2 separate regions of the Homo sapiens genome follow, and region 2 is linked to region 1. The links are chromatin loops, found by intact Hi-C in ENCODE. Cell type or tissue: PC-9. All regions are shown on one strand. Links, peaks and the distances in the headings refer to the core of each region. The heading gives the core; the rest is flanking DNA. Region 1 holds the start of LOC124900418 (collagen alpha-1(I) chain-like). Region 2 holds the start of CYP4F3 (cytochrome P450 family 4 subfamily F member 3).

Region 1 (15,444 bases), core at 4,048-12,047:
ATGGAAGATAATTTTTCCACGGACTGGGGTTGGGGGATGGTTTTGGGATGATTCAGGCACATGACATTTATTGTTGTGCACTTTATTTCTATTATTATTACATTGTAATATATAATGAGGTAATTATACAACTCACCATCATGTAGAATCAGTGGAAGCCCTGAGCTTGTTTTCCTGCAACTGGACTGTCCCATCTGAGGGTGATGGGAGACAGTAATAGATCATCAGGCATGAGATTCCCATAAAGAGCACCCAACCCAGATTCCTCGTGTGCACAGTTCACAATAGGGTTCACGCTCCTATAGGAATCTAATACCAGCATGCCACCATTGACCCATCTGACAGGAGGCGGAGCTCAAGTGGTAATGCTCACCCCACCCCACCCCTTCCGCCACTCTCCTGCTGTGTGGCCCAGATCTAACAGCCACAGACCGCTACCAGCTGGGCGTTTTGGGGAACCCCTGTCTTATGGGACACAACAAAACCAGTGCTGAAGAAGAAAAATAACCTTGGCGTCTTCTTCAGTTGTGAGACTATTGTGACCGTGTCTGTGGGTGACTGAGCTCTTATGTAGCTGCAGGGATTGGAGTAACTGAGGTCACTCACACTCATGACCTGGGTTCTGCCACTGCTTCCTCCACCATCTCACATCACAGCCGCTTGGGATCTCTGTTGACTCTTCGAAAGCATGGGTGGATGTGGATTCACAAAGACATTTTCCAGCCAGAAGGCTCAGAGAGGGGACTTAAACTGGAAAACTTAGGCCTAGAAATGGCCACAAGACTGGCACTGAAACGGTATGCCAGTGCTCAAGGATTAGGATGCCCCCAAGGAGGTATCACTTGGGGAAAACCGTTGATGATTATCTCTATGGAATTACAGAAATGCCAAATATATAACCCAAGAAACTTGGTGTGCACTCAATGACACAGCATGGGAGGGAGACCTCTTACTTCTATCCAGATGTTTGTGATGTATGGGTATCTTTGGCCACCGGGTGCTCCTACCATCAAAAAGAGCTTCAAGACAGGCTTGTTGGGGCCTTGAGTCCTTTTACCCTAGTCTTTCAGCTCTTGCTAAGAAGAATCCCAGCTAAGTGTGGTGGCTCACATCTCTAAACCCAGCACTTTGGGAGGCCAAGGCAGGCGGATCACTTGAGGCCAGGAGTTTGAGACCAGCCTGGCCAACATGGTGAAACACCGTCTCTACCATAAATACAAAAAATAGCCGGCCGTGGTGACACGCGCTTGTAATCCCAGCTATTTGGGAGGCTGAGGAAGGAGAATCACTTGAACCTGGGAGGCAAAGGCTGCAGTGAGCTGAGATCGTGCCACTGCACTCCAGCCTGGATGACAAGAGTGAGACCTTGCCACACACACACACACACACACACACACACAAAACTGAAATGATTGTAGGTGCTCCCACAGTGCCTACACACATTGGGTTTCTCTCCAGAATGAGATCTTCCATGTATTCGAAATGAACTGGGAGAGTCAAAGGTTTTCCTACCCACCTTGCATTTGTAAGGTCCATCTCCACTATGCATTTTCACATCTTTGAAGGTTTGGGGGGGAAGTGAATGTTTTCTGAAATTCCTAACATTCATAGAGGTTTTCTCCACTGTGAGGCCTTTCGTGTATGTGAAAGGAGTGGTGAAAACGAAAGGCATTCCCACATGGCTTACATGTATATGCCTTCTGTCTACATTCCTGATATTCACAGGGTTTGCGTCCAAGGCGATCTCTGATGTGCCTTTCAGTGGATGGATAGCCCACGCCGACCTCTCCACACACATGGCTTTCAGGTGGCTTTACTCCAGGAGGCGTTTTCTTATTCAGATTATGACCTGGAATCTGGCTGAAGGCTTCTCCACATTGACTACCTTCTTTATTTTCACAGGGTCTCTCTACCATATGATTTCTGTACAAAATAAGTACATTATTAAGTATTTTTATAAATAATTTATTTGTTATTGATGGGTATTGGATTTATGTGGAGTTTTTTGGAGACAGGGTCTCACTCACTCTGTTGCCAGGCTGGAGTGCAGTGGTGCGATCTCAGCTCACTGCAACCTCCGCCTCCCAGGTTCAAGCGATTCTCCTGCCTCAGCCTCCTAAGTAGCTGGGATTACAGGCACCCGCCACCACACCTGGCTAATTTTTGTATTTTTAGTAGATTCGGGGTTTCACCATGTTGGCCAGGCTGGTCTCAAACTCCTGACCTCAAGTGATCCACCTGCCTCAACCTCCTGGATTTATGTTTTTAACATCATCAGTGGAAGCATAGGTAGGATTTCTAACCTGTTTCCACTGTTTGGCCATGAATGGATTGAATGGTCTGCAGGAGCGCCCAACTACAGCTGCTATGAAAATAGAAATATTAACATGGGGTTTCTTCTTCTTTTTTTTTTAAGACAGGGTCTAGCTCTGTCACCCAGGCTGGAGTGCAATGGCACAATCTTGGCTCACTGCAACCTCTACCTCCCAGGCTCAAGCAATCCTCCCACCTCAGCCTCCCAAGTAAGGGGGACTTATAGGTGTGTGCTGGCACACCTAGCTAATTTTTTTTTTTTTTTGGTAGAGAATAGATCTCCTTATGTTGCCCAGGCTGGTCTCAAGCTCCTGACCTCAAGCAATCCACCCTTCTTGGCTTCCCAAAGTGCTGGGATTATAGGTGTGAGCCACTGCACCTAGCCTATATGTGGTTTCATAATAGTGTTTCCATGTAAACTTTTTTTGCAAACATATATATGTCTCATTTAAGTATATATTTATAGAGAAAGTTTTCTAAGAATAAACAGATTGAAACTGGGCTTGTTTTTAGAATTTCCTGACAGTCTACGATTCTCTTGATGGACACTGCTTTCTCTTGAAAATTACCTTAAATTTCTCCCAGGATTTTGGTACAGATCTTCAATGTTCTTATCTCCCCATTTCTTTCCTAAAATGCAGGTAGAGAAAAATCATTATGAATTATTACAAAATTATTTTAAAATTATTGAATTCTAGGTTCATGGTACACCATGACCATGGTACACTGGACTGCAATGGCACAATCTTGGCTCACTGCCACTTCTACCTCCCAGGCTCAAGCAATCCTCCCACCTCAGCCTCCCAAGTTAGGGGGGGCTACAAGTGTGTGCCAGCACACCAGCTAATTTTTTTGCCTATATATTTATCAAAGTATTTCTTTTCTACATTCCAAATCATTGAGCAGCTCAATTGATGAGTAAGAAAGACTTGTTCTCTAAATGACTAAGAAAAGAAATGTTGTCACCCTTAACTACAGAGGCCAGCATCCTGATGGTTTCCCGCATCACATCTCTGTAGAGTTTCGTCTGGGAAGGACCCAGCAAAGCCCACTCCTGTAGGGTGAAGTTGAAAGCCACATCCTCAAAGGCTGGAGTCCTGAAGCATCCACATGTGTAGAAAAGGATGGTGAGACTGACAGCCCTGGGTATCTGTACTTACCACATAATAAGTTCACATGATTCCATGTTCTCCAAACATTTCTTCTATGACTTGGTTATCACACCTCTTACGCTGTGTATACTTACTTCCTCTCACATAGCAATTCCGATGCTAGAATTATTTGGTAAAGCAACCATGAAACACAAATACAGCTCTCCTTGGTGGGTCCAGGGAGTAGGATGTACTGCCTGGGTCACCCTAATTTCTCTTCACACAGTGGGTCTATAGCACCTGTCATAAAAGTCCTCCTACCACCTAGTGTGCAGAAGAGACTTAACATTAGGAGTCCTGAAACTCTGTATCCTTAGAAATGTTTGTTCACAAAGTTTGATCTTTGATAACATATGGGATATGAAATTTGGATGGGATACCATGAACCCAACTGATAAAAGAGTCGTATAATTTCCTAAAACTGAAACCAATAAGCAAAAACCTCTTTGGAAGCAGTAAAATTTAGGAAAACCTAAATTTTAATTGACGAATTGCTGGAGATAGTGTGGACAATTTGAGAGTTAAAAATGCCAGGAGGCCCAGACCTAAGGGGTCCCCACTAATTAGTGACATGCACCTCCAGAAATCCTACCAGCTCTTCCAGTGAAGATGAGAGAAAAACTGCTTCCTGCTTTTGGCAGAAGATGTGAAAGATTAGCCATTTTGAAATATGCCCAGAGAATGCTATTCTTCTTAACATCTCCTGCCTTCAAAAGAAACTATTTCCCAAAGCCTACCAACTGGGATGCTGGCAGAGCTGACCTCCTGAAGCAAGAGAAATACCCAATTCCACCCACTTCAATCTCCCTGCCACAACTAGGGAAGGGTGAGAATGAGAAGTACTTAAGAAAGCTACAACCCAGAAACACAGGATTCCAAAAAATGAGGCCAAAGCATAGGTCAATGGAATGCTTCCCCACACCCCACACCTTACTGCCACTTCAAGAGGGCTTCTGTATTACAACAGCAGAAAACAAGTGAGACAGCTGCATGCCTTATGCCACATTTACGAAGTCACTACGGGCACACATACAAGCTGAACAACATTGATGAAGTTGGCATATTTCTAGAAACACACAACATAGGACTAAGTCATAAAGAAAGAAAAAATTGGGCCAGGCGCAGTGGCTCATGCCTGTAATCCCAGCACTTCGGGAGGCTGAGGCAGGCGGATCACAAGTCAGGACATCGAGACTATCCTGGCTAACACGGTGAAACCCCGTCTCTACTAAAAATACAAAAAAATTAGCTGGGCGTGGTGTCGGGCGCCTGTAGTCCCAGCTACTCGGGAGGCTGAGGCAGGAGAATGGCATGAACCCTGGAGGCGGAGCTTGCAGTGAGCCAAGATCGCACCACTGCACTCCAGCCTGGGAGACAGAGCAAGACTCCGTCTCAAAAAAAAGAAAGAAAAAATTGGAGCAGATCTACAACTAATAAGGAGATTGATGCAGTAATCAAAACCCCTCAACTCACAAAAGCCCAGCACCATACAGTTTCAGCGATGAAACAGACCAAACACTTCAGGAAGATTAACACCAATTCTCCTCAAACTCTTCCAAAAACTTTAGGAGGTAGGAACATATCCTAGTTTATTCCTTGAGGCCCTGAAATTGTGCTGACAATAAAGACAATGATACAATATTTGATTTGCAAATATCCCTTATGATTATTGACGCAACAATCCTCAAATAAATACTCCAAGGTACAGGAATCAAAACAGTGTGGTACTGGCCTAAAGACAGAGATATACATCACTGGAATAGATACAGGGGCCAAGAAAGATACCCATATATATATGGTAAAGTGATTTTTGACAAGAATGCTTAGATAATGCAATGGAAAAAGGCTGCTCTATTTTAAAAAATGGTGCTGGGAAAACTGGATAGCCACATGTGAAAAAATAAAGTTGGACCCATAATTTATATAACATAGAAAAATGAAATAAAAATGGATTAAAGACTTAAAGGGACCAGCTCAAACCAAACAACTCTTAGAAGAAAGTGTTAAACAAAACTTATGAGAGGCCACTGTTTTGGACTGAGCTCCTGCACTAGGCCCCAGCAGACCAGAACAAACCAAAATGGAGTCACTCAGGCTAAGTACCACATAATCAAACTGAACCTTTAAGGAAGGAGGCAAATCCTCAAATGCACCAGTTTTTCCTGAGAGCAGGAGAGTCACAGCAACCAATAAAAAAAACAAAAATAAAACCCAGCCAACCTGAGCTGGCATAATATATAATAAGGCCGCTTACAAAAAAGGAACCTAATGATTTTTTAAATTGTTCTGTTTTGTTGTTCCTCTTACAAGAATCACCTATTCCATTATACAAAGCAGGAGTTCTTATTCTATTTTATAGAATGGGATGCTTCTTCGGTTCAGGAATTGCGAATAAAAGCTAAGTAGATCTTTAAATTTGTTTTAATTTTTTTTAAACCTAAGGCAAATGTTTAACCCACCCTTAGCCAAAATACAAGGCCTTCTTTATTTCCCTCCGAAGAAGAGGCAGACCTTAGGATAAAGCTTTCTTCTGGTCTCTGTCATCTCCCTGCCAACCACCACCACCACCACCATCACCTTCTCTCTAATCTTGTTTGCTCCTCCCTGTGAAAGAATCATTCCTAACCTTTGAGGTGTTTTTTCTTTTTCTTTCTTTTTTTTTTTTTTTTTTTTTTTTTTGAGACTGAGTCTTGCTCTATCGCCCAGGCTGGAGGCAGTGACGTCGTGATCTCAGGTCACTCCAACCTCTGCCCGCCCTGGGATTCAAGCAATTCTCCTGCCTCAGCCTCCTGAGTAGCTGGGATTACAGGTTTCTGCCACCACGCCCAGCTAATTTTTGTATTTTTAGTAGAGACAGAGTTTTGCCATGTTACTCAGGCTGGTCTTGAACTCCTGACTTCAAGTGATCTACCCGTCTTGGCCTCCCAAAGAGCTGGGATTACAGGCGTGAGCCACCACGCCCAGCTGAGATGCTTTTTCAAGAGTCGCCTTAACATGAAGTCACTGTGTGAGGGTTTCGGCTCTCGAGTCAAGATAATTCACTTACTTTTAAAAGAAAATACTCAGCGTTTGAAGAAACCAACAAAATCCCTCAAACTCAGTGTCCATATAGATAGGCAGGGAAGACAAATTGTAAGGCGCTTGTATTTTATATAGCTCAACAAGAGAAGCACAAGTATCTATCCCTTTCAGACAACAAAGATGTGCCATTTAATTATTATTTCCATGACAATACACAGTTGAATAAATCATTATATTTGAATGCTTCTTGGTGTTGCCAAGTCCTGACCCACAGGGTTTTGTATTAATCTCTGAAGTCCAGGTACCAGGAAAGAGAAGAGTTATTCACCGTCACAAGTTCTCACTCTGGAAAGGAGAAAAATGGATGTTTTAATGAATCTTTGTAATTTACCAATTTAACTATGACACTTTATTGTGGAAATGTATTCATTTCGCTGCAGCCATAATGGAAGAGTGATTTTCCTTACTTTGCTGAGATTCTCAGCCCCAGTAGCCTTCTCAAGGCTAAGCCCTGGAATTCCATTTGAAATCACCCAAAAGAAAAGAACAAATATGAGAAATGTATCACACGCCATCTGGGTAAGACAAAATGTAAATTAAAAGCTTTATCGGATGATGGGTGGCTCATGCCTGTAATCCGAGCACTTTGGGAGGCCAGCCGGTGGATCATTTGAGGTCAGAAGTTCGAGACCAGCCTGGCAAACATGGTGAAACACCATCTCTACTAAAAATACAAAAATTAGCCAGGTGTGGTGGCAGGTGCCTGTAATCCCAGCTACTCCGGAGGCTGAGGCAGGAGAATCACTTGAACCTGGGAGGCGGAGGTTGCAGTGAGCCGAGATGGCACCACTGTACTCCAGGCTGGGCAACAGATCAAGACTCTGTCTCAAAAAAAAAAAAAATTAATGGATGAAATATAAGGCTAGACATTTCTTTTCTTTTTTCTTTTTTTTCTGAAATACACCTCTTTCTTGCCTCCTTGGATATATTCTATCTTGTCTATCAAACTCTACTAATAAAATCCATTTGATATTTAATTTTTTAAAAACTGAGGTTCAGGCTGGGTGCAGTGGCTCACACCTGTAATCCCAGCACTTTGGGAGTTTGAGGCAGGAAGATCGCTTGAGCCCGGGAGTTTGAGGTCAGCCTAGGCAATGTAGTGAGACCCTGACTCTATTATAAGTAAGTAAGTGAAAAAAAAATTTTCAAGGTGACAAACCCAGGGAGGGGTAGGGCAAACTGGAATACCGGCAAGTCTGACTCAAGTGTCAGATCAGGTCATCCTATATAACCTCAGACATGCCCCAAACCCTGTGCTGCTCACATATATACTCAGTGACCACCCTCCCAGAAGACACTGCATTGTGTGCGTTTCAGCTTTTTGCGTCACCTCAGTGAAGGTGGTTTTCCTGTCCTTAGCCATAGTTTTCTCCCTTCACTAGGCTAAGAGGATTCAAAGGACAGGGATCATTCCAGTCTTTTCCCTTCAATAGCAGCATCTGAGTGGCTGACCAGAGAGGTATTTCCAAGAAGTGAAAACTGGGCTTGGGGTGAGAAAAGCTAAATGTCCTAAGGGGTTTCCTTTTAGATGACGGAGGGAGATACCAGGGGACTCCTCCCTCCCGGGAGGTAGGGGGAGGGGGTGCACCCGGCGGCTCCCCTGAGAGGCCCCACAGGCACATCTCAGGCTGTCCTCTGGGAAGAAATGACCCAGGAGCTGATATTCATGACCCTCCAAGAGACCCGGCAGCTTGTGGGCATCTCAGATGAGCCCCAGGCAGTTCTGAAACCCAGGACCAGGAAAAGATAAGAGGGTGGGCTGAGGTCACATCACCCTGTAACGTTTCCAAAAGGGAACTGTCAGGCCTCTGAGCCGAAGCTCAGCCATTGTAACCCCTGTGACCTGCACATATATGTCCAGGTGGCCTACAGGAGCCAAGAAGTCTGGAGCAGCTGAAAAACAAGGAAGTGAAACAGCCAATTCCTGCCTTAACTAATTAACCCACCTTACGACATTCCACCATTATGACGTGTTCCTGCCCTGCCCCAACTGATCAATCGACCCTGTGACATTCTTCTGGACAATGAGTCCCATCATCTCTCCACCATGCACCTTGTGACTCCCTCCTCTGCTGACAACAGATAACCACCTTTAACTGTAACTTTCCACAGCCTACCCCAGCCCTATAAAGCTGCCCCTCTCCTATCTCCCTTCGCTGACTCTCTTTTCAGACTCAGCCCACTTGCACCCAAGTGAATTAACAGCCTTGTTGCTCACACAAAGCCTGTTTAGGTGGTCTTCTATACGGACATGCTTGACACTTGGTGCCAAAATCTGGGCCAGGGGGACTCCTTCGTGAGACCGGCCCCCTGTCCTGGCCCTCATTCCGTGAAGAGATCCACCTGCGACCTCGGGTCCTCAGACCAGCCCAAGGAACATCTCACCAATTTCAAATCGGGTAAGTGGTCTCTTCACTCTTTTCTCCAGCCTCTGTCGCTACCCTCCAATCTCCCTGTCCAGTCTTTTTCTTCTCTAGTAGAGACAAAGGAGACACATTTTATCCGTGGACCCAAAACTCTGGCGCTGGTCACAGACTCAGGAAGACAGTCTTCCCTTGGTGTCTAATCACTGCGGGGACGCCTGCCTAATTATTCACCCACATTCCACTGGTGTCTGATCACCTTGGGGATGCCTGCCTTGGTCATTCACCCACATTCCCATGGTGGCAAGTCATTTGCGGGGACGCCTGCTTTGGCTGCTCACCCCCGCCCTTCTCCGTGTCTCTACTTCTCTCTTTAAACTTACCTCCTTCACTTTGGGCAATCTTCCGCCCTCCATTCCTCCCTCTTCCCCCTTAGCCTGTGTACTTAAAAACTTCTCTTAAACTAACACCTGATATAAAACTCAAACGTCTTATTTTCTTCTGCAATACTGCTTGGCCGCAATATAAACTTGACAATGGTTCCAAGTGGCCAGAAAACGGCACTTTTGATTTCTCCATCCTACAAGACCTAGATCATTTTTGTCAAAAAATGGGCACATGGTCTGAGGTGCCTTGCGTCCAGGCATTTTTTACACTTCGCTCCCTCCCAAGCCTCTGCTCCCAATGTGACTCATCCCAAATTTTTCTTCTTTCTCTCCCGTCCGTTCCTTCAGTCTCTACCCCAACCTCAGAGTCCCCTGAATCCCCCTTTTCTGCAGACCCCTCTGACCTCTCTCCCCCTCCCCAGGCCACTCCTTGGCAGGCTGAATCAAGTCCCAATTCTTCCTCAGCCTCCGCTCCCCCATCTTATAATTCTTCTATCACCTCCCCTCCTCAAACTTGGTCAGGCTTAGTTTCATTCCATGACTAGCTCTCCCCCACCTGCCCAACAATTTCCTCATAGAGAGGTGGCTGGAGCTGAGGGCACAGTAAAGGTTCATATACCTTTTTCTCTATCAGACCTTTCCCAATCAGTCAGCGTCTGGGCTCTTTCTCATCAGACCCCACTAAATATACACAGGAATTCCAATATTTGACTCAGTCCTACACTTTAACCTGCAGTGACCTAAATGTCATCCTGACCTCTACCCTCTCCCCAGATGAGCAGGAAAGAGTTTATACCCTAGCCCAATCTCACGCTAACACCCGCCGGCATCATGAGCCAGACCTCCAAGAAGGCATCAGGGCAGTTCCCTGAGAGGATCCTTGATGGGAATACCAGACAGGCTCCCCAGGTATAGCTAGGCGAGATTACATGGTCTCTTGCCTAGCTGAAGGGCTGAAAAAGGCAGCATACAAAGCTGTTAATTATGACAAGCTTTAAGAAGCCACCCAAGGTAAAGATGAAAATCCAGCCCAGTTCATGGCCCGTTTGGTGGCTACCCTTAGAAACTTTACAGCCCTAGACCCTGAAGGGCCAGAAGGCCATCTTATTCTCAATATGCATTTTATCACTCAGTCAGCTCCTGACATTACAAAAAAAGCTTCAAAAATTGGAATCTGGCCCTCAAACCCCACAACAGGAATTAATCAATCTCGCCTTCAAGGTGTTCAACAATAGAGAAGAGGCAGCCAAGCAGCAACGTCTTTCAGAGCTGCAATTGCTTGCCTCTGCTGTAAGACAAACCCCAGCCATGCCTTCAGCACACAAAAACTTCAGAGCAACCAAACCACAGCCTCTAGGCACTCCTTTAAAACCATCTCATGGACCTTGCTTCAAGTGCCGCAAAACTGGCCACTGGGCCAAGGAATGCCTGCAGCCCGGGATTCCTCCTAAGCCTGTCCCACCTGTGCGGGACCCCACTGGAAATCGGACTGTCCAACTAATATCACAGCCCCTTCTAGGGTCCCTGGAGCTCTGGCTCAAAGCTCTCTGGCTGACTCCTTCCCAGATCTCCTCGGCTTAGTGGCTGAAGACTGATGCTGCCCGATCGCCTCAGAAGCCCCTTGGACCATCACAGATGCCGAGCTTCGGGTAACTCTTACGGTGGAGGGTAAGTCCATCCCCTTTTTAATCAATACGGGGGCTACCCACCCCACATTACCTTCTTTTCAAGGGCCTGTTTCCTTTGCCCCCGTAACTGCCGTGGGTATTGACGGCCAAGCTTCTAAACCCCTTAAAACTCCCCAACTCTGGTGCCAACTTGGACAACATTCTTTTATGCACTCCTTTTTAGTTAACCCCACCTGCCCAGTTCCCTTATTAGGCTGAGATATTTTAACCACATTATCTGCTTCCCTGACTATTGCTGGGCTACAGCCACACCCCATTGCTGTCCTTTTCCCCAATTCAAGGCCTCTTTCGCATCCTCCCCTTGTATCTCCCCACCTTAATCCTCAAGTATAGGATACTTCTACTCTTTCTTTGGCAACTGACCATGCACTCCTTACCATTCCATTAAAACCTAATCACCCTTACCCTGCTCAATACCAGTATCCCAGCCCGCAGCAGGCTTTAAAGGGAACTGAAGCCTGTTATCACTTGCCTGTTACAACGTGGCCTTTTGAAGCCTACAAATTCTCCTTACAACTCCCCTATCCTACCCATCCAGAAACCGGACAAGTCCTAGAGGCTAGTTCAAGACCTTCACCTCATAAATCAGATTGTCCTTCCCATCCATCCTGTTGTGCCAAACCCTATACTCTCCTCTCCTCGACACCCCCTTCCACAACTCATTATTCTGTTATCCACCTCAAAGATGCCTTCTTTACCATCCCCTTGCATCCCTCCTCCCAACCTCTTTTCACCTTTACTTGGACTGACCCTGACACCCACCAGTCCCAGCAATTCACCTGGATTGTCCGACCCCAAAGTTTCAGGGACAGCCCACACTACTTTGGTCAGGCCCTCTCTCATGACTTTCTTTCTGCCCATCTGCCTCCCACCTTATTCAATATGTTGAAGACCTTCTTCTTTGCAGCCCTTCTTACCAATCTTCCCAGCAGGACACTATCCTATCCTACTTCTTCAATATCTCTACTCAAAGGGGTACTGAGTATCCCCCTCTAAAGCTCATATTTCCTCCCCTAGTGTTACATATCTCGACATAGTCCTCCATCAACATACACGCACTCTTCCTGCAGACTGTGTTCAGTTAATCTCCCAGACCCTATTCCCCACCACCAAACAACAACTCCTTTCCTTCTTAGGCGTTGTTGGATACTTCCGACTCTGGGTACCAAGGTTTTGCCATTCTAACCAAACTGCTTTACAAACTCACTAAAGGTAATTTAGCTGATCCCATAGACCATAAGTCCTTTCCCCATGCTTCCTTTCATTCTCTCAAAAAGGCCCTAGAAACAGCTCCCACACTAGCACTCCCTGACTTGTCCCAACCTTTTTCCTTACACACAGCTGAAACACAAGGCTGTGCTGCTGGAGTTCTCACACAGGAGCCAGGCCCACGACCTATAGCCTTTCTATCCAAACAACTTGACCTCACAATTCTAGGCTGGCCCTCATGTCTACATGTGGTGGCAGCTGCCGCTTTAACACTTCCAGAGTCTCTCAAAATCACAGGCTATGCTCCACTTACCCTCTACAGTTCTCACAACCTTCAAGCATTAATATCCTCCTCACACCTTTCACACTTGCTGTCTGCCCCTCGACATCTCCAGCTCTATTCACTCTTTATTGAAACCCCAACAATAACTACTGCCCATGGGCCCGATTTCAACCCAGCTTCTCACTTAGCACCCAACACAAGTCCTGGCCAACATGATTGTATCTCCCTAATACACATAGCATCTTCCCCCTTTCCTCATATTTCTATTTTTCCAATCCCAAATCCAGACCACACTTGGTTTATTCATGGCAGTTCCTCTAAACCCAGTCAAATCTCGCCAGCTAAAGCTGGTTATGCTGTCGTGTCCCATACCTCTATTATTGAGGCTGCTGCACTTCCTCCCTCCACTACTTCCCAACAAGCCAAACTGATTGCTTTAACTTGTGCACTCTCTGTCGCCAAAGGAATGCACATTAAAATTTATATTGACTCCTAATATGCTTTCCACATCCTCCACAACCATGCTACCCTTTGGACTGAAAGAGGTTTTCTCACCACACAAGGCTCTTCCATTATCAATACCTCTCTAATAAAGGCCCTCCTTAATGCTGCTCTCTTGCTGGCCAAAGCTGGGTTCATTCATTGTAAAGGACACCAGAAACCAACTGATCTTATTGCTAAAGGAAATGCCTACGCCAACAGGACAGCAAAAGAAACAGCAAATGCCTCCACGCCTGCAAATATTCTAGCCCTCACCCCAAAAGGCTAGTACTTTTCTTTCTTCTCTATCACCCCCACCTACTCCTCTTCTAAAAAACCTGCTCTACCAGTCTTTTCCAACTCAGGGCAAGTGGTTCTTAGATCATGGAAAATTCGTTCTTCCTGCCTCACAAGCCCAGTCTACTCTCTCTTCCCTTCATGACCATTTCCATATAGGATATAAGCCTCTGGCTGGCCTCCTACAGCCCCTCATTTCCATCCCATCATGGAAATCCATCCTTAAAACCATCACCTCTCAATGCTCTGTCTGCCATGCCACCAACCCCCGAGGTCTTCTCAGGCCTCCTCCTTTTCCTACGCATCAGGCTCATGGATTTCCTCCGACACAAGATTGGCAAATTGACTTTATTCATATGCCGCGTGTCTGTAAATTTAAATATCTCCTGGTTTGGGCCAATACCTTCACCGGATGGGTCGAGGCCTTTCCCACTAGCTCTGAAAGGCTACTACAGTCATTTCTTCCCTTCTGACAGATATAATCCCCCAATTTGGCCTCCCTACTTCCACAGTTTCTCAGGCTCTTGGTATTCAGTGGAAACTTCATACCCCCTACCGTCCTCAATCTTCAGGAAAGGTAGAACGGATGAATGGTCTTTTAAAAACACACCTCACCAAGCTCAGCCTCCAACTTAAAAAGGACTGGACAGTACTTTTACCACTTGCCCTCCTCAGAATTAGGGCCTGTCCTTGAGAAGCCACAGGGTACAACCCATTTCAATTTTATATGGATGCACCTTCTTACTCAGCCACAATCTTGTTCCAGACACCAGCCCCCTGGGCAACTATCTTCCAGTCCTCTAGCAGGCTAGACAGGAAATTTGCCAAGCTGCTAATCTTCTCTTGCCTACTCCAGATTCCCAGCCATATGAAGACACCCTAGCTGGACGATCAGTCCTTGTCAAAAGTCTGACCCCTCAAACTCTACAGCCTCAATGGACCAGACCCTACCCGGTCATTTATAGCACACCAACTGCCGTCCATCTGCAGGACCCTCTCCATTGGGTTCACCATTCCAGAATAAAGCCATGCCCATCAGACAGCCAGCTTGATCTCTCCTCTTCCTCCTGGAAGCCACAAGATTAGGCCGAGAGCCGATCAGACAAACAACCTACAACCCTTAAGCTCCTGGCAGCGCCCAGCCAAGGCCATGCTTCCTTGCAACACTCCTTCCAAATGGCCATCCCAGCATGCTTCCAAGCAGGCTTCATCCGTTCCTCTGGACCCTCATCTCTTAAGACCTGCCGCCTATAAAAAGGATTATATCTTGAGACCCTATCCTCTAAAATTTTTTCCACACCCAAAACAAAAAATCTCTGGGTCAAAAGTCTAAAACGCTTAGGCTGGCAACCATCAGATCCTTGCCCATGGTGTCCTCAAGCCTACTCTCATGAAATGGACAACAGTACACGCATATGGGGCCAGTTCCACATATTTGGCAACCAGACCAGCATCCAGGACAACACAAAGTATGTTGTTTGTTGTTAGAGGGCTTGGGACATTTCACTCTTTGCCAGCCTCAGCTTAATCCAGGAGACAAAGATTATTTTCCTTATTATCTCTTCTGCATAGGATCTGCAATCAGAACTATTGAACTTCTCCATTCAGACCGCCACTCACACCTATGGGAAAAGGGTAATGTATCATCGGCTTAGCAACAGGGAATACTATTCGTATGATGGAAAATGGGGACAAAAGGCTTTGGTACATAAAACATTATTCCTTCCTTGGCCTAAAAACTCATCGCCACCTACATTAAAGCTAATATGCCTGATTACTGTTTTTAGAGAACTTATTTTATTAGGGCAGTTCCAAGCTCAAAAATACGCTAACTGGCACCTTGTTAGCTACATAAAAATGCACCCTAGACCCGAAACTTACTAGACTCATTATAAAATTTTCTTTAAGGTGTCCACGCAGTCCCTGGTCACACTTGAAGCAGTCCGGAGAAATATCAGCCCTACCCCAGTAATCCCCAGAAGGAACTTACACTTTTTTTTAATCTTTTCCTACAACTTCATATTTTATAAATAAAAAGACAAAAATGTCAGGCCTGTGAGCTGAAGCTTAGCCATTGTAACCCCTGTGACCTGCACATATCCGTCCAGGTGGCCTGCAGGAGCCAAGAAGTCTGGAGCAGCCGAAAAACCACAAAGAAGTGAAACAGCCAGTTCCTGCCTTAACTAATTAACC
Region 2 (15,444 bases), core at 3,243-11,242, 190 kb before region 1:
ACTATATGATGCAATTCCACGATATCATATTAAGCTCCTAGCTATATACTCAAAAGAATAGAAAACAGTTGTTCAAACAAAAAAGCTTGTACATTCGTGCTTATAGCAGCCCTATTCACAATTGCCAAAAGGTAGAAAGAACTCAAATATCCATTAACAGATGGATGGATAAAGAAAATGTGATCTATTCGTATAATGAAATATTACTCAGCCATTAAAAGGAATGAAGTACTGATACATACTACCACCTGGATGAACCTTGAATACATTATAGTATGTGAAAGAAGTCAGACACAAAAGGTCACATAGTGTATGATTTATTTATAAGAAATGTCCATCTGGGTGTGGTGGCTCATGCCTGTAATCCCAGCACTTTGGGAGGCCCAGGCAGGCAGATCACTTGAGGTCAGGAGTTCAAGAGCAGCCTGGCCAACAGGGTGAAACCCCGTCGCTACTAAAAATACAAGAAAAATTAGCTGGGCGTCATGGGATATGCCTGTAATCCAAGTTACTTGGGAGGCTGAGGCAGGAGAATCACTTGAACCCAGGAAGTGGAGGTTGTGGTGAGCTGAGATCATGCCATCACGCCACTGCACTCCAGTCTGGGCAACAGAGTGAGACTCTGTCTCAAAAAAAAAAATGTCCAGAATAGGCAAATCTATAGAGACAGAAAGGAGATTGGTGGTGTCAGGAGCTGTGGGGAAGTGGGAAGAGGAAGTGCTAATGGGGTCAGGATTTCCTGCTGGGTGGTGAAGATGTTCTGGACCTAGATAGTGGTGAAGTTTCCACAACACTGTGCATATACCAAATGCTACTAAATTGTACCCTTTAAAATGGTGAATTTTATGTTTTGTGAATTTTACCCAAACAAAAAATGCTATTTTATCTCAAATTTTTGTTAATTTGGGCTACTCACACGATATGCTGTTAACATCTTTCCATGACATCAAATCATTTTATGAAACATTATTTTGTGGTTTTAACAAATATTTGGGTTATGTATTCAAACCACTCTATTTCTTAAAAATGGCGTGATGTTACAAAATGATATAAAAGTGCTTTGTCTCACGTTGCAAGAATTGTCTTCATACAAGTTGACAGTTTGAGGTATCATTGGTTACAAATTGAGTAACTTCATCAAATAAGTTTTGGGGTAAAGATTTCATTTTCAAAGCAATAGATAACAACTATTTTTTGTCTTTCTACTCAATATATGGGTAGTTTACATACCGCAGTTACAGTGTTATAGTATTGTGTTTGTCTATGTACTTACAGTGAGTTTTGTACCTTCAGATGATTTCTTATTGCTCATTAACATCTTCTTCTTTCAGTGAGGAACTCCCTTTAGCATTTCTTTTAAGACAGGTCTGCAGATCCCTTAGGTTTTGTGTGTCTGGGAAAATCTTTATTTCTCCTTCATGTTTGAAGAATATTTTTGCTGGATATACTATTCTAGGATAAAAGTTCTTCCCTTCAGCACTTTAAATATGTCATGCCACTCTCTCAGCATATGAGGTTTCCACTGAGAAGTCTTCTGCCAGACATATTGGAGCTCCTTTGTATGTTATTTGTTTCTTTTCTCCTGTTGCTTTTAGGATCCTTTATCCTTGGCCTTTGGGAGTTTAATTATTAATCTTTTTTTTTTTTTGACAGGATCTGGCTCTGTTACTCAGGCTGTAGTGCAGAGGCATGATCTCAGCTCACTGCAACCTCTGCCCCCTGGGCTTAAGCCGTCCTTCAACCTCAGTCTCCCAAGTAGCTGGGACTACAGATGCATACCACCATGCCCGGCTAATATATATATATGGTAGATACAGGGTTTTGCCATGTTGCCCAGGCTAGTCTCAAACTCCTGGGCTCAAGCAATCCACCTGCCTCGGCAACCTAAAGTGCTGAGATTACAGGTGTGAGCCGCCCTGCTCAGCCTAACTATTAAATGTTTTGAGTTAGTCTTATTTGGATTAAATCTGCCTGCTTTTCTGTAACCTTCTTGTACTTGAATGTTGATATCTTTCTCTAGGTTTGGGAAGTTCTGTTATTATCCTGATCTCTCTCCACCTCCTCTTTAAGGCCAAGAATTGTTAAATTTGCCCTTTTGAGGCTATTTTCTAGATCCTGTAGGCCTACTTCATTTTAAAATTCTTCTTTCTTTTATCTTCTCTAACTGTGAATTTTCAAATAGTCTGTCTTCAAGATCACTAATTCTTTGTTTTGCTTGATCAGTTCCGCTGTTGAGGGACTCTGATGCATTCTTCAGTATGTCAAATGGATTTTTCAGCTCCAGGATTTCTTTGGTTCTTTTAAATTATTTCAATCTTGGTTCTTCTTAATTATTTCGATCTCTTTGTTAAATTTACCTGATAGGATTCTGAATTCCTTCTTTGTGTTGTCTTGAATTTTACTGAGCATTCTCAAAACAGCTATTTTGAATTATCTGCCTGAAAGGTCACATATCTTTGTCACTCTGGAATTGATCACTGGTGTTGTATTTAGCTCATGTGGTGAAGTCATGTTTTCCTGGATGGTCTTGATGCTTGTGAATGTTTGTTGATGTCTGGGCATTGAAGAGTTAGGCATTTACTGTAGTCTTTGTGGTCTGGGCTTGTTCGTACCTGTCCTTCTTGGGAAAGCTTTCCAAATATTCAAAGGGAATTGAGTGCAGTAATCTAAGTCTTTGATAACCACAGCTGTATCTACACAGGGAGCACCTCAATCCCAGTAATGCTGGGACTCTTGCAGATTAGTAGAAGTACTGCCTTGGTTGTCTTGGGTAAGATCTGGGAAAATTCCCTGGATTCCCAGGCAGAGACTCTTCTCTTCCCTTACTTTCCCCCAAACAAATGTGTCTCTCTCTCGATCTGTGCTGATCTGTCTGGAGCTAGGGGAGGGTTGACACAAACACCCCTGTGGCATCTACCACTGGGACTGTGCTGAGTCAGACCTGAGGCCACCACAGCACTGGGTCTTGCCCAAGGCACACAGTGACCACTGCTTGGCTACCACCTGTGTTGACTCAAGGCCCAAGGGCTGCATAATCAGCATGTGGTAAATCTAGCCAGGCCTTGTGACCTTCCCTTCAGTGCAGTGAGTTCCCCACATATCTGGTGGGTCCAGAGATACTGTCCAGGAGCTGTGGCCTGGAATCAGGGACTCCAGGTGCTCCATCCCACTGTGGCTAAGCTGGTACCCAAGCTGCAAGACAAGGTCCCCTTTACTCTTACCTCTCCTTTCCTCAAGCAGAAGGAGCTTCTCCCCGTGGCCACTACGGCTGGGAATGTGCTGGGTCACACCTGAAGCCCGTATGGCACTGAGTCTCACCCAAGGCCTGCAACAAGTACAACCCAGCTACCACTGATGATTATTCAGGGCCTATGTCCTCTTTAATCTGCAGGTGGTAAATCCTGCCAGGACTGGGTCCTTCCCTTCAAGGCAGCATGTTTCCTTTGTCCAAGAGTGTGTTTAGAAATGTTGTCTGGGAGCTAGAGCGTGGAATGGGAGCCTCAGGATGCTGTCTGGTGCCCTATTCTTCTGTGGCTGAGCTGGTATCCAAGCTGCCTCTCCTCAAGCAGAAGGAAGAAGTCTCTCCTGGAGCAGCAAGCTGTGCTGCCTGGAGTTGTGGGAGGGATGATGCTTGCCAAGACTCCCTTGGCTGCCCTGGCTGGTGCCTCACTAGGTTGTGTGCACCCCAAGTTCTCTGGCTCTGAGCCCAGCGCAGCACCAGGACTTGCTCCAGAATTGCAGTCCTTGTAGCTGGATTTACCACATACTGATTGTAGAGCCCTTGGGCCTTTAACAAACATAGGTGGTAGCCTTTCAAGTTTATTTAGGACCCTGGAGCACTTTAGCCTGCAATGGTGGTACTAGCTGGAACTCAGGTTCTGACCACTGGGATGGACAATTCCCTTCTGACTAGGGCTGGCCTAAATGCTTCCTCTGTCGGCACTGGCTAAATTCTACCCCATGTTGCTTTCTGCTGTGACAGGGCAGCACTGAGTTTCAATGCAAAGTCCCATGATCACTGTGCTCTCTCCCCTCCACTCAAGCACCCAGATTCTCTCTCCAGCCATGAGGCCACTTCTGGGAGATGGGGAAGTGTTAGTGTAGGCAATTTAAGACTCTTTTGGCCAGGCACAGTGGGTTACTCCTGTAATCCCAGAACTTTGGGAGGCCGAGGCAGGCAGATCACCTGAGGTCAAGAGTTCAAGGTCAGCCTGGCCAACGTGGTGAAACCCTGTCTCTACTAAAAATACAAAAATTAGCTGGGCGTGGTGGCATGAGCCTGTAGTCCCAGCTACTTGCGAGGCTGAGGCTTGAGAATTGCTTGAACCCGGGAGGCAGAGGTTGCAGTGAGCTATCGTGCCATTGCACTCCAGCCTGGGTGACAGAGCAAGATTCTGTCTCAAAAAAAAAAAAAAAAAGAAAAAAAAGAAAAAGAAAAAAGAAAAAAGAAAAAAAACCTGTCTTTTGTACATTCTTTAGTGCCTCTTTAAATTTTTAATTTTTGTGGGTACATACTAGGTATATATGTTTATGAGGTACATGAGATATTTTGATACAGGCATGCAATGCACAGTAATCAAATCATGGAGAATAGATTATCCATCCCCTCAAGCATTTATCCTTTGTGTTACAAACAATCCAGTTACATTCTTTTCATTATTTTAAAATGTACGATTAAGTTATTATTGACTATAGTCACCCTGTTGTACTATCAAATAGTAGGTCTTATTATAGGTCTAATTAATTCTTTCTATCTTTATTTGTACCCATTAACCATCCCTAACTTCCCCTCACTCCTCCACTCCCCTTCCCAGCCTCTGGTAACCATCCTTCTACTCTCTATCTCCATGAGTTCAAAGTACCTCTTTTTTTGATATGATGTTAAAACCAGATACCATGATCACTCACCTAATTTTTGGTTCTTATGAAGGTATTTTCTTGTGTGGATATTTGTTGTATTTGGCGTTCCTGTGGAGGAGACGATCAATGACGCATTTTATTCTGCCATCTTGCTCTACCTCCTCCTTTTTGTGATTCAGATGAGACTCCTTGACAGCTGGTGGCTAAATTTTCAAATGCAATATTTTTGGCAGAAAATATATTCACTCATGTAAAAAATAAAATGCACAGTGAAAAATGTTTCTTGTACCTATGCCCTTCATTTATCCAGTCTCGCCGTCTTTACAAAGGTAAACACTTTTACTTTTTCTGTATCCTTTCATAGTATATTTAGGCAAATAATACATGTAATTAATCTCCTTTGTTCAGGATGATGAATTGCCCCCCCCCCCCACGATGGTCAGTTCACCTCCCTGGGGCACAACTGTAAAACCCTCACAGCTCTAGCTGTATTCAGGGTCAACTCCACCAGCCATTTCATCCACCATATGACTCCTACAGATGAGATACGTAAGGTGCAGACAGGTTGAGAGATTTGCCCAAGGTCACACAGCCAGGAAATAGCAGAACTGTATCCAAACCTAGGCCTGGTGAACATCCACAATACCGCATGCCTCCTGCATGGTCTCAAACTCCTTCTCCTTGTCCTTGCCTGTGGACAGCCCCACTCATCTTAAAATTACATTTACGGCCAGGCACAGTGGCTCATGCCTATAATCCAAGCACTTTGGGAGTCCGAGGCAGGAGGATAACCTGAGGTTGGGAGTTGGAGACCAGCCTGACCAAAATGGAGAAACCTTGTCTCTACTAAAAATACAAAATTATCTGGGCATGGTGCTGCATGCCTATAATCCCAGTTGCTTGGGAGGCTGAGGCAGGAGAATCGGAGGCGGAGGTTGCTGTGAGCCAAGATAGGGCCATTGCACTCCAGCCTGGGCAACAAGAGTGAGACTCCGTCTCAAAAAAAAAAAAAAAAAAACCAAAACCAAAAAAAAGCAAAAAACCAAAAAAACATTTACTCAGTAGGCACTCTTTTTTTTTTTTTGATGATGAGTATCGCTCTGTCTCCTAGGCTGAAGTGCAGTGGCATGATCTCAGCTCACTGCAACCTCTGCCTCCTGGGTTCAAGCAATTCTCCTGCCTCAGCCTCCTGAGTAGCTGGGATTGCAGGCACACACCACCATGCCCAGCTAATTTTTTGTAATTTTAGTAGAAGCAGGGTTTCACCATGTTGGTCAGGCTGGTCTCGAACTGCTGACCTCGTGATCTGCCCGCCTCGGCCTCCCAAAGTGCTGGGATTGCAGGTGTAAGCCACTGTGCCTGGCCCAGTAGGCACTCTTTAAGAGCAGGTGTCACACAGTAGAAACTCTATGTAGACCATATGTAGACCATGAGTCACAGAGTGGGCACACTATGAAGAGCAGGTGGCAGCAGTAGGCACTCTTTATGTAGAGCAGGCAGCAGTGAGTAGGCACTCTTTATCAGGAGCAGATGATACTCAGTAAACACTCTTTATATAGAGCAGGTGGCATCTGTAGGCACTCTTTATCTAGAGCAAGTGGCATTCAATGGGCTCTCTCTCTTTTTTATTTTTTTGTGAGACAGAGTCTCACTCTGTTGCCCAGGCTGGAGTGCAGTGGTATGAACTCAGCTCACTGCAAACTCTGCCTCCCGGGTTCATGAGATTCTCCTGCCTCAGCCTCCCGAGTAGCTGGGATCATAGGTGCCCGCCACCACGCCCGGCTAATTTTTGTATTTTTAGTAGAGATGGGGTTTCACCATGTTGGCCAGGCTGGTCTTGAACTCCCGACCTCAGATGATCTGCCTGCCTTGGCCTCCCAAAGTGCTTGGATTACAGGCATGAGCTACTGTGCCTGGCCAGTAGGCACTCTTTATGTATTGCAGGTGGTACTGAGTAGGCACTTTTTATGTAGCGCAGGCAAGAGTAGGAACTCTTCATGTAGAGCAAGCAGCACTCAGTAGGCACCCTTTATGTACAGAAGGCAGCCCACAGTAGGTACACTTTATGGAGCACAGGCAACACTCGAGCAGGCAGCACTCAATAGACCCTCTTTATGTAGATCAGGAAACACTCAGTAGGAAGTCACCATATAGAGCAGGTGGTATCAGTAGGCACTGTTTATGTAGAGCACTTGGCACTCAGTAGGCATGTGTTATGTAGACAGCAACTGGTGCTCAGTGGGCACTCTTCATATACAGGGGGTGGCACTCAATAGGCACTCACTATGTAGAGCAGGTGGCACACAGTAGGCACTCTATGAGGAATATCAGGAACTGAGTATACAGGGTTAATGTAGAGCACCTGGCACACAGTAGGCACACTTTATGGAAAGCACTTGGCACAGAGTAGACAGGATTTAGCACCTGGCACACAGTAGCTGCCCTTCATTTAGAGTATTGGCACACAGTAGAAGTACTTTCCATGCAGCCTTTGTGCAGAGTAGAGACTGGCACACAGCAGCTCAAGTGCTAGTTGCCACCCTTTCCCTTCACTCCTTTTTGGGGCTCCCTCCTCTTAGGAGCCCTCATTGTCCCCCGCTAAGGCCCTCATCGAACATCCCATTTCCCAGATGGGAAGACTGCACCCAGGAGGGGCAGTACTGACCAAAGTCAGAGCAAGGATGAGGCAGAATGAGGACTCCATTCATGGTTCCCTGGCTCTGCCCTTCCCCTGCCTGGACCCCATCCGTTCCCTCTCATCCTAACCCTCCACGTCCCCGCTCTGTCCTCCTATACTGAGTCCGGCCTCCAGATTTGCTTTTCCAGCTGAGCTCTTAATCTCCAGAATCTGACCCAGGTAATCCTCAGTGGGGCTGGATTCTTTGTTCCCGTTCCTAGCAGTCAGGTCTCCAACAGGGCCCTGGACTGCCTGGAGGCAAGACTTGAACTCCATCCAGCAGCAGGGGGATAGAGGCTTGTCTCTTCCAGGTTGCCTGATTCAGCATCCAGAAGTGGTACACGGTGTCCTACCGGCCCAGGGTTAGAGAGGAGCACAGGAGATGATCTGGAACAAGGCTTGGCCTGGCCTGGCTCGCTTGACACCTGAACTCTCAAGTTCATGCTTTTATCTGCCACACACTCAGTAGGTGCTCTTTAAGAGCAGGTGTCACACAGTGGAAACTCTATCTGACCCCTCTCGGCTTACTCTCCACCTTATGTGGGAGGTGCTGAGACCTGAGGATCCAGTGCCTGTGCTGTGTCACCCTGAGCTGGTTCCTCTGCATCCAGCTGGTCTCCCACACCCAGGTTTTGGCCAGCTGCCCAGACATGGGAGCGGCACCCAGGCTGTGGGGATTGGCTGGCCCAGCCCAGCCCAGCCTAGCCTCCCACAGCCTTCCCTACATCAGGGGCCAGGGGAAAAAACCTCCCAGAAGAAGGGGAGAGGAGGTTGTGTGGGACAAGGTGCTCCTGACAGAAGGTGCCAGGGTGGGGGTGGTGGGCCTGGGGCATCCTAGCCTGTGATGGAGATGGGCACTGGGCAAGGGATTGGGCGCACACATAGGGGAGCCCCAGCCTTCCCACATTCTCCATTGCTGCCCAAGGCCCAGGCAGCTCCTGGTTGCTGGCTTGGAGGATGAGTGGTTTTCTAACTGAAACCAAGCCCCTGGCAACGTCCTAATGATTCAGGCTGGGCCTTTCTGGACTTTAATCAGTTTCTCTGTCTTTCTCAATCTAAGTGCTTACCGGGTAACTGGAGGCCACTTGGTTGCTGGTTTTGGCTGGGCCTTTCTGGACTTTACCCCTCAGCCCCTGTTTATCCATCCCTGTTTACTCTTACTGTTCTATCTCCAGCACTGCCCGTCTCTGCCTCTCTCCACTGTCCCTGGAGCTCCCTGGGCCCTTCCCTGGGCCTCAGGACCTCACTCACCACCCCATCTGCCCTGCAGGATGCCACAGCTGAGCCTGTCCTCGCTGGGCCTTTGGCCAATGGCAGCATCCCCGTGGCTGCTCCTGCTGCTGGTTGGGGCCTCCTGGCTCCTGGCCCGCATCCTGGCCTGGACCTATACCTTCTATGACAACTGCTGCCGCCTCCGGTGTTTCCCGCAACCCCCGAAACGGAATTGGTTCTTGGGTCACCTGGGCCTGGTGAGTGTGGCAGCAGGACGGGTCTGGGGTCTCAGGGTGGATGGACTTCCTGAGGGGTAAGAATGAGGCTCAGGTGAGAGGGGGTGGGCTGGGGTCTGGGGTGGCAGAGAAGCAGGGGAGGCGTCTTACTCATTCCTCTGCTTACTCATTTCTGTGAGGTGCCAACCCAAGCCCTTCTCACCTCCCTGTTCTCCCACTCTTGGCCTGTGTTGAATCCTTTTCCTGCCTGTCTTTCCACATTAATGCACCTCTGCGGGGCTCTTGGGCAGGGGGTTGGGTGCACAGAAAGGTGAACCCCTGGCGTTCCCACATTCTCCATTGCTGGACTCGAGGCCTCCTGTACCCACTGTTCAGGGTCCTCTCCCTACCTGGCCTATTTCCTCTTATGAGGGTATAGGTGGGCCAGAGGAGAGGTGTGGGCTGTCTCTCACCTCCACCACATCCGGAGGCACCTTCCTCTTATCTTGTTCCTCCCCAGTAAGATGTCCCAATGGGGTCCTGTTGCCAAACCCACATAAAAGTTGGCCACTCACTTCCCCTTTCAGAAGCCTTCCCTGACCTTTCTCCTCCCCCAGACCTTGCCCTCTGACTTAGACCTGCTCTCCCCTTTGCGGAACGTGGTCTCAATCTGCTCATTGCAAATGGCAGGATTGATGGGTGTGTCCACAGGTGAAGTGGGAGGGTGCACAGGATGCACTAGCACAGAGCCTGGTGCAGAAGCTTCTCCCAGGTGGGAGCCACTGTCATGATGGACAGTTAGAGTCACCTCTGCTCCCCTAGTGACTGCTGAGAAGGGAAGGTCCCCTGTGTGCAGAACCTTCTCCATGGGAGGAACTGGAACCTGTGTGGCTGGTGGAGGAACCAGCCAGGGCATGAAGGGATGTGGGGACCAGCCTTAGGGACATGTCCTGAGTCCACACTGCTCCCCACAAACCTCCCCTGTGAGGACCTCCTCATATGCCCACCTCTGGGCTGAAATGACTCCCAGAACAAGGAAATTTTTCCTCTCAAGCTAAGTGGGCCTCTGTGAGTGGACAGTGTGTCTTTTCCTTCTGCCTTGGGATGCGCTCTTGGGACTTGGGGGTGGCCCCAAGAGAGATAGAGCAGGAGGAATGTAGACAGATAGATAGGTAATAGGATAGATGGATGGATGGATGCACAGATAGGGTGAATAGATGGCTGGCTGGCTGGATAAGTAGGTGGGTAGATAGACAGATAGATAGATAGATAACAGGATAGATGGATGGATGGACAGATGGATGCATGGATAAGATGGATGGATGGATGGATGGATGGATGGATGGATGGATAATACATACATAAAGTAGTAGATAAGATGGATACATTAGGTGGATAGATAGGTAGAGTGGATATGTAGGATGGATAGATTAGATGGATGGATAGATAGCTAGATGATTGATAGATAATAGGATAAATGGATGAGTGGATGAATGTACAGATAAGATGGATGGATGGATGGATGGATGGGCAGATAGATATATAGATAGAAAAGTTAGATAGGATGAATAGATTAGATAGATAAATGAATAGATAGATAGGTAGGTAGATAGATAATAGGCTAGATGGATGAATGGATGCACAGATAGGATAGATGAATGGATAGATAGACAGATATATAAGATAGAATGGATGGATTAGATAGATGGATAGATACATAGAAACATAGGTAGATAGATAGATTAGATAGATAGATAGATAGACAGATAGATACATACATACATACATATATAGATACATAGATAGGTAGATATGTAGAGATATATATAGGTAAATAGATAGATAGATAGATAGATAGATAGATAGATAGATAGATAGATAGATAGACAGACAGGCAGACAGACAGATAGATAGATAGAAGAGGGAGTTTATTTCGGGAATTGGCTCACAGGATTATAGAAGCTGAGATGCGTCATGGACTGCTGTCTGCAGGCTGGATAAACAGACACTGGTTGTGTAACTGAGTCCAAAGGCCTGAGACGGTGGAGTTCTGGTGTCCAAGGGCAGGAGAAGATGGATGTGCCAGCCCCACAACAGAGCAAATTAGCCTTTCCTCTGCATTTTTGTGCTACCTGGGCTCTCAACAGATTGAATGAGCTCTGCCCACACTGGGGAGGGTGATTCTTCCTTCCTCAGTTTACCAAATTGAATGCCAGTCTCTTCTGGAAACACCCTCACAGACGGATGATCAACTATCTGGGCATCCTTTAGCCCAGTCAAGTGGACACCTAGAATTAACCATGACAGGAGGTGACGGCCCCTGCCTTGCTTGCAGGTCACCCCCACGGAGCAGGGCATGAGGGTCCTGACTCAGCTGGTGGCCACCTACCCCCAGGGCTTTAAGGTCTGGATGGGCCCCATCTTCCCCGTCATCCGTTTTTGCCACCCCAACATCATCCGGTCTGTCATCAACGCCTCAGGTACCACCTGGAATACTTGGTGGTGGGTGCTATGGTGCATTTGAGGCCTGCAAGTCCCTCTATCCCCAAGCCGTGTGTGGCCCCTGCAGTACTCTGGTCTCTCCTTTCCTTCTCTCTCAGCCATCTTCATCTTTCTTTCATGTATTCACTAATTCCCATCTCAGCATCTCCTCTCTCCATTGCCATCTGACCCCCTGTCCTGGTGTTCTGGGCTGCCCTGGGGCCCCAAGAGACCTCAACCCAAGGCCCTGTCCTGGAGGAACCCCCAAGCTTAAGGAGGTGGATGTGGACAGAGACATCCCCAACTTCATGGGGTCAAGAAAGGGCCAGAGGGAGATGGATGACAGCCCAGAGAAGAGCAAGTTCTCTGCTGGGGCAGGCTGGAAGCCTTCCTGGAGGAAGAGTTACTGGAGCCATGTCTGGAACAATGAGTAGGGATGTTTGAAAGGAGAGTGCAGGGTGATGCAATTGGGCATCGTTAGTGTTCAAGGCCCCTTGCCAGGTCTAGCGTCACCTTGCCTGTCACAAAGGTTAGAACAATGAGGACTTGTGGCTGGTGGAGGATCTGGACTGTTATTTCTGTGATGTCCATCTCTGGTGTGGGTCAAGTCCTTTTACCCCATCCTGTAGTTTGTCTGCCCTAAGTTCATTGCTTTTCTGCTCTAGGCCCTGGGAATCTCCAAAAGGAGACTCCAGCCTAGTTTGGGGCCCTCTCCTTGACCCCTGTGCTTCCCTTCTTGGACAGGCCAGGCTGAGCAGGGAAACAGGCAGCATCCTACAGAGACCATGGCTCTGGCCTCAAAATGCTGAGTGACTCTGGGCTGGTTCCCAGCTGTCTCTGGTTACTGAGGTCTCTTTCAGTTGTGAGTGGTGGAAATCCAACCTGGTGTAGTCTAAGCAAAGAAAGAGAATCTATTGATTTTAAAGTCCAGGGAGGATGGCCTTCAGGCATGGCTGGATCCAGGTCTCACACAGTGTTACTTCCTCTCTTGGCTTTAGCTTTCTCCACGCCACTTTTGGCTTGTCTTCCTTTCTTGGCTTTAGCTTTTTCCACGCCACTTTTGCTTTCAAGACAGTCTTTCCCTCATGACGTCAACAATGAGTCCTAGAAGCTCAATTCTCATGGGAAAGCCCACATTTCCCCCAGAGTTCCCAGAAAAGGCCCATGATTTACTTCTCCTGGCCTGGATCACCAGATCAATTTTTCACCCAGTCCCTGTGTTTCTGATTGCCTAGTCTCGGCAGGCCTGGGCCTTCTAGAGCTACTGTTTTGGGGGCACAAAGAAGTTTGATGGTTAAGGAATCAGGCCATGGGTGCAGATAGACCCAGTCTCAGGCCTCAGGTTTGCCATGGTCTGGGACTATGGGCAAATTACTTTATCATTTAGAGCCTCAGTCTCTTCATCTGGAAAATGGGATGAATGAGAGCCCAGGGAACATGGTGTGTGGATCCACATGGGGAAAGAGCTTTTCTGTCTGTGTAACTGAAGGACTGGAGAGTCCTGCATGGAGGATGTGAGGAGGAAGCCCAGTGGGGGCTCAGCACTGAGAGGGAGATGAGATGCTGCTTGAAATTCTCAGGGAGAGGGCTTCCACCTCTTCCCTGCAGATCCTTCTCTCTCGCAGCCTAGGAGAGCATGAATTGGGTCCTGTGTCTTTCTCTCCAGATTCACAGCTCGGAGGAAGGTCTCCTATACACACAAAGCCTGGCATGCACCTTCGGTGATATGTGCTGCTGGTGGGTGGGGCCCTGGCACGCAATCGTCCGCATCTTCCACCCCACCTACATCAAGCCTGTGCTCTTTGCTCCAGGTAGACACTGCACTGGCCACTCCAGGTAGACACTGCACTGGCCACGCCTTGCCCACAGCTGGGGTCTCTGTGCTGCCTCCAGCGGGTCGCGTGCCCATGTGCAGACAGGAGGGGCTGTGGTGGAGATGCCACTGCTTCCATCTCCCCTGGACTTCCATCTGTCTGACCTCTGTTCCTGTTTGCTCATGTCTGGGAAGTGTCTCTATGGTGGCTGTTATATGGTCAAGTCTGCTGTACGGCTACGTCTTGTCACCTGTATATTTACACCTGGGTCCTGGTTACACCTGAAATATGTTATACCCGGTTACATCTGGTATATCATTCCAACTGAGGTCATGTAGAGCTGGTCATGTGTGGAGTTCATGTGTGGCCAAGGACATTTGGGGCATGTGAGGGGCTGTTTTGTTCTTGTCGCAGGTGCTGTTTGACACTGCCGTTTTCTCCTGCTGGTCACATCTGGGCCATGTTTGGGGGTTGTGTGAGGTCTGGGACCCAGGGTCCCTAAGTGAACTGTCTGAGACATTATTTGAGTCTTGTCTGAGGCATGTGTTGTAGTATGTTTGGGTCATACGTGAGGAACAGTCTGGGTCACGTGTTGGCTATGTCTGGGTCGTTAAAGGTACCATATTTATATTCAACCTGGAGCCTGTATGTGGAACACGCTTTTAAGGTCATGTTAGACCATCTCATGTGCATGTTAGAGCATACCATCTCATGTTAGGAATTGTCATGTATTTTGTGGCCATGTCAGGACTTGTGAACACATGTCAGTGTCATGTCTCATGTCTAGGTCCATGTCAGAAGATGCCATGTGAGAATATGTCAGAGAGTGCTGGGACAGACAGGGTGTCCTAAGTCCTTGTGAAGGCATTCTGTAGAGTGCTGAGCGTGTTCAGGGTTTGCAGAACATGTTGGATCATGTAGGAGGCATGTCAAGGCATGCTGGAGCCCTGACATAGCTCCTACGTGCCATGTTAGGCAGTGTCATTGCTGTGCTGTGCTGCCGTAGCCTGGTCTGGTCTTCCCTCCCCTCCCCCATCCTGCCTTCTTCCTCTCCCCTTGACCCTCTTCTTGCTATGTGGGGCTTGGAGGGAAGAAGTGCAAACCTCTTGCTGGGAGCCTCCCCCCACCCCCAAAGTTCCTCCTTCACCTGCCTCCATGGCCCCTGATTGTCCTCATTTATGTCAGCTGCCATTGTACCAAAGGACAAGGTCTTCTACAGCTTCCTGAAGCCCTGGCTGGGTGAGTATCTGTAGGTGAACAGGGTTGGGAACAACCTGGGGGGCCAGGGGAGGGAGATGCCCTTGCCCATGGCCCTTGGCTGCCCTGCCAGGGGATGGGCTCCTGCTGAGTGCTGGTGAAAAGTGGAGCCGCCACCGTCGGATGCTGACGCCTGCCTTCCATTTCAACATCCTGAAGCCCTATATGAAGATTTTCAATGAGAGTGTGAACATCATGCATGTGAGTTATTTGAAGCCAAGGTCCCAGCTGCAGCCTTTGGTTGGGGGGAACCACAGACAGATCTAGTCTGGAATTTTGGCTCTGCTGGGTGCCTCTGGGCCATTGTCTTCCTCTCTGAGCTTTGGTTTCCTCATCTGTAAAATCCCTACTTAAAAGAAGGTCAAGGTGATGTAGTGGAGTCATGTCTCTGGCGCATAGTAGGTGCCCAGAAGGTGTCTGTTTCTATGTTCGCGTCACCCGAACCCTGTAAACTCAAGAGGGTAATGACAACAATTGCATAATAGCTGTTGCTGATAAGAAACAACCTGAAAACTCATTGGTTTAAACCAATAAAGGTTTATGAATCCTGATAAGTCTGTGGGACAGTTCGTGGATTCTTCTGGATGTGGATGGAAGGGATCAGTCATGGTACATGAGCAGCCTGGGGTCAGGTAGGCAGCCTTGCTGGTGTTGGCTGAGTTCTCTCACATGTTTGGGTTTTGGCTGGCTTCAGACCGATACAGATGGCCTCAGCTTAGACCCCTGGATGTTCCTCCATCTGATTCTCTCCCTCCAGAAGGAGTCCCATGGTTTACAATACAGATAGGGTTCCAGGGAATAAGATGAGGCTTAGCTTCATTAGTTATCACCTCATCATTTTTACCACATTGTATTTTGACATCAAAAGCCAATAGTCCAACACGGAATCAATGGCAGGGGGTAAAATAGGCTCTGTCTATTATTGGGA

The links. Peaks named below come from ENCODE experiments on the same cell type or tissue, not always from the same donor. Only the 100,000 strongest peaks of a DNase experiment are listed, where the experiment ranks them.
Region 2: a loop joins it to region 1, with 4 times the contacts of the local background. A loop is called at or near these places in 10 of 110 quality-filtered maps.

The regions. Positions count from the first base shown.
Region 1 is chr19:15,820,395-15,835,838 of GRCh38, forward strand. It overlaps LOC124900418 (collagen alpha-1(I) chain-like), which reads left to right and starts at 8,553. Exons shown (of 3, transcript XM_047439793.1): 1 at 8,553-8,944; 2 at 10,861-10,962; 3 at 14,824-15,444. It overlaps UCA1 (urothelial cancer associated 1), which reads left to right and starts at 8,553. Exons shown (of 3, transcript NR_015379.3): 1 at 8,553-8,944; 2 at 10,861-10,962; 3 at 14,108-15,444. It also overlaps the pseudogene ZNF861P. RefSeq lists enhancers at 7,797-8,996, 14,544-15,444. In PC-9, for the core only: no CTCF peak of the experiment used is centred there; DNase peaks (open chromatin) are centred at 7,997, 8,497, 9,167 and 11,267; H3K4me3 peaks cover 5,216 bases; H3K27ac peaks cover 5,763 bases.
Region 2 is chr19:15,632,608-15,648,051 of GRCh38, forward strand. It overlaps CYP4F3 (cytochrome P450 family 4 subfamily F member 3), which reads left to right and starts at 8,290. Exons shown (of 13, transcript NM_000896.3): 1 at 8,290-8,338; 2 at 8,808-9,006; 3 at 13,112-13,256; 4 at 14,445-14,498; 5 at 14,590-14,717. The coding sequence starts at 8,809. In PC-9, for the core only: no CTCF peak of the experiment used is centred there; DNase peaks (open chromatin) are centred at 8,104 and 8,524; H3K4me3 peaks cover 1,513 bases; H3K27ac peaks cover 3,300 bases.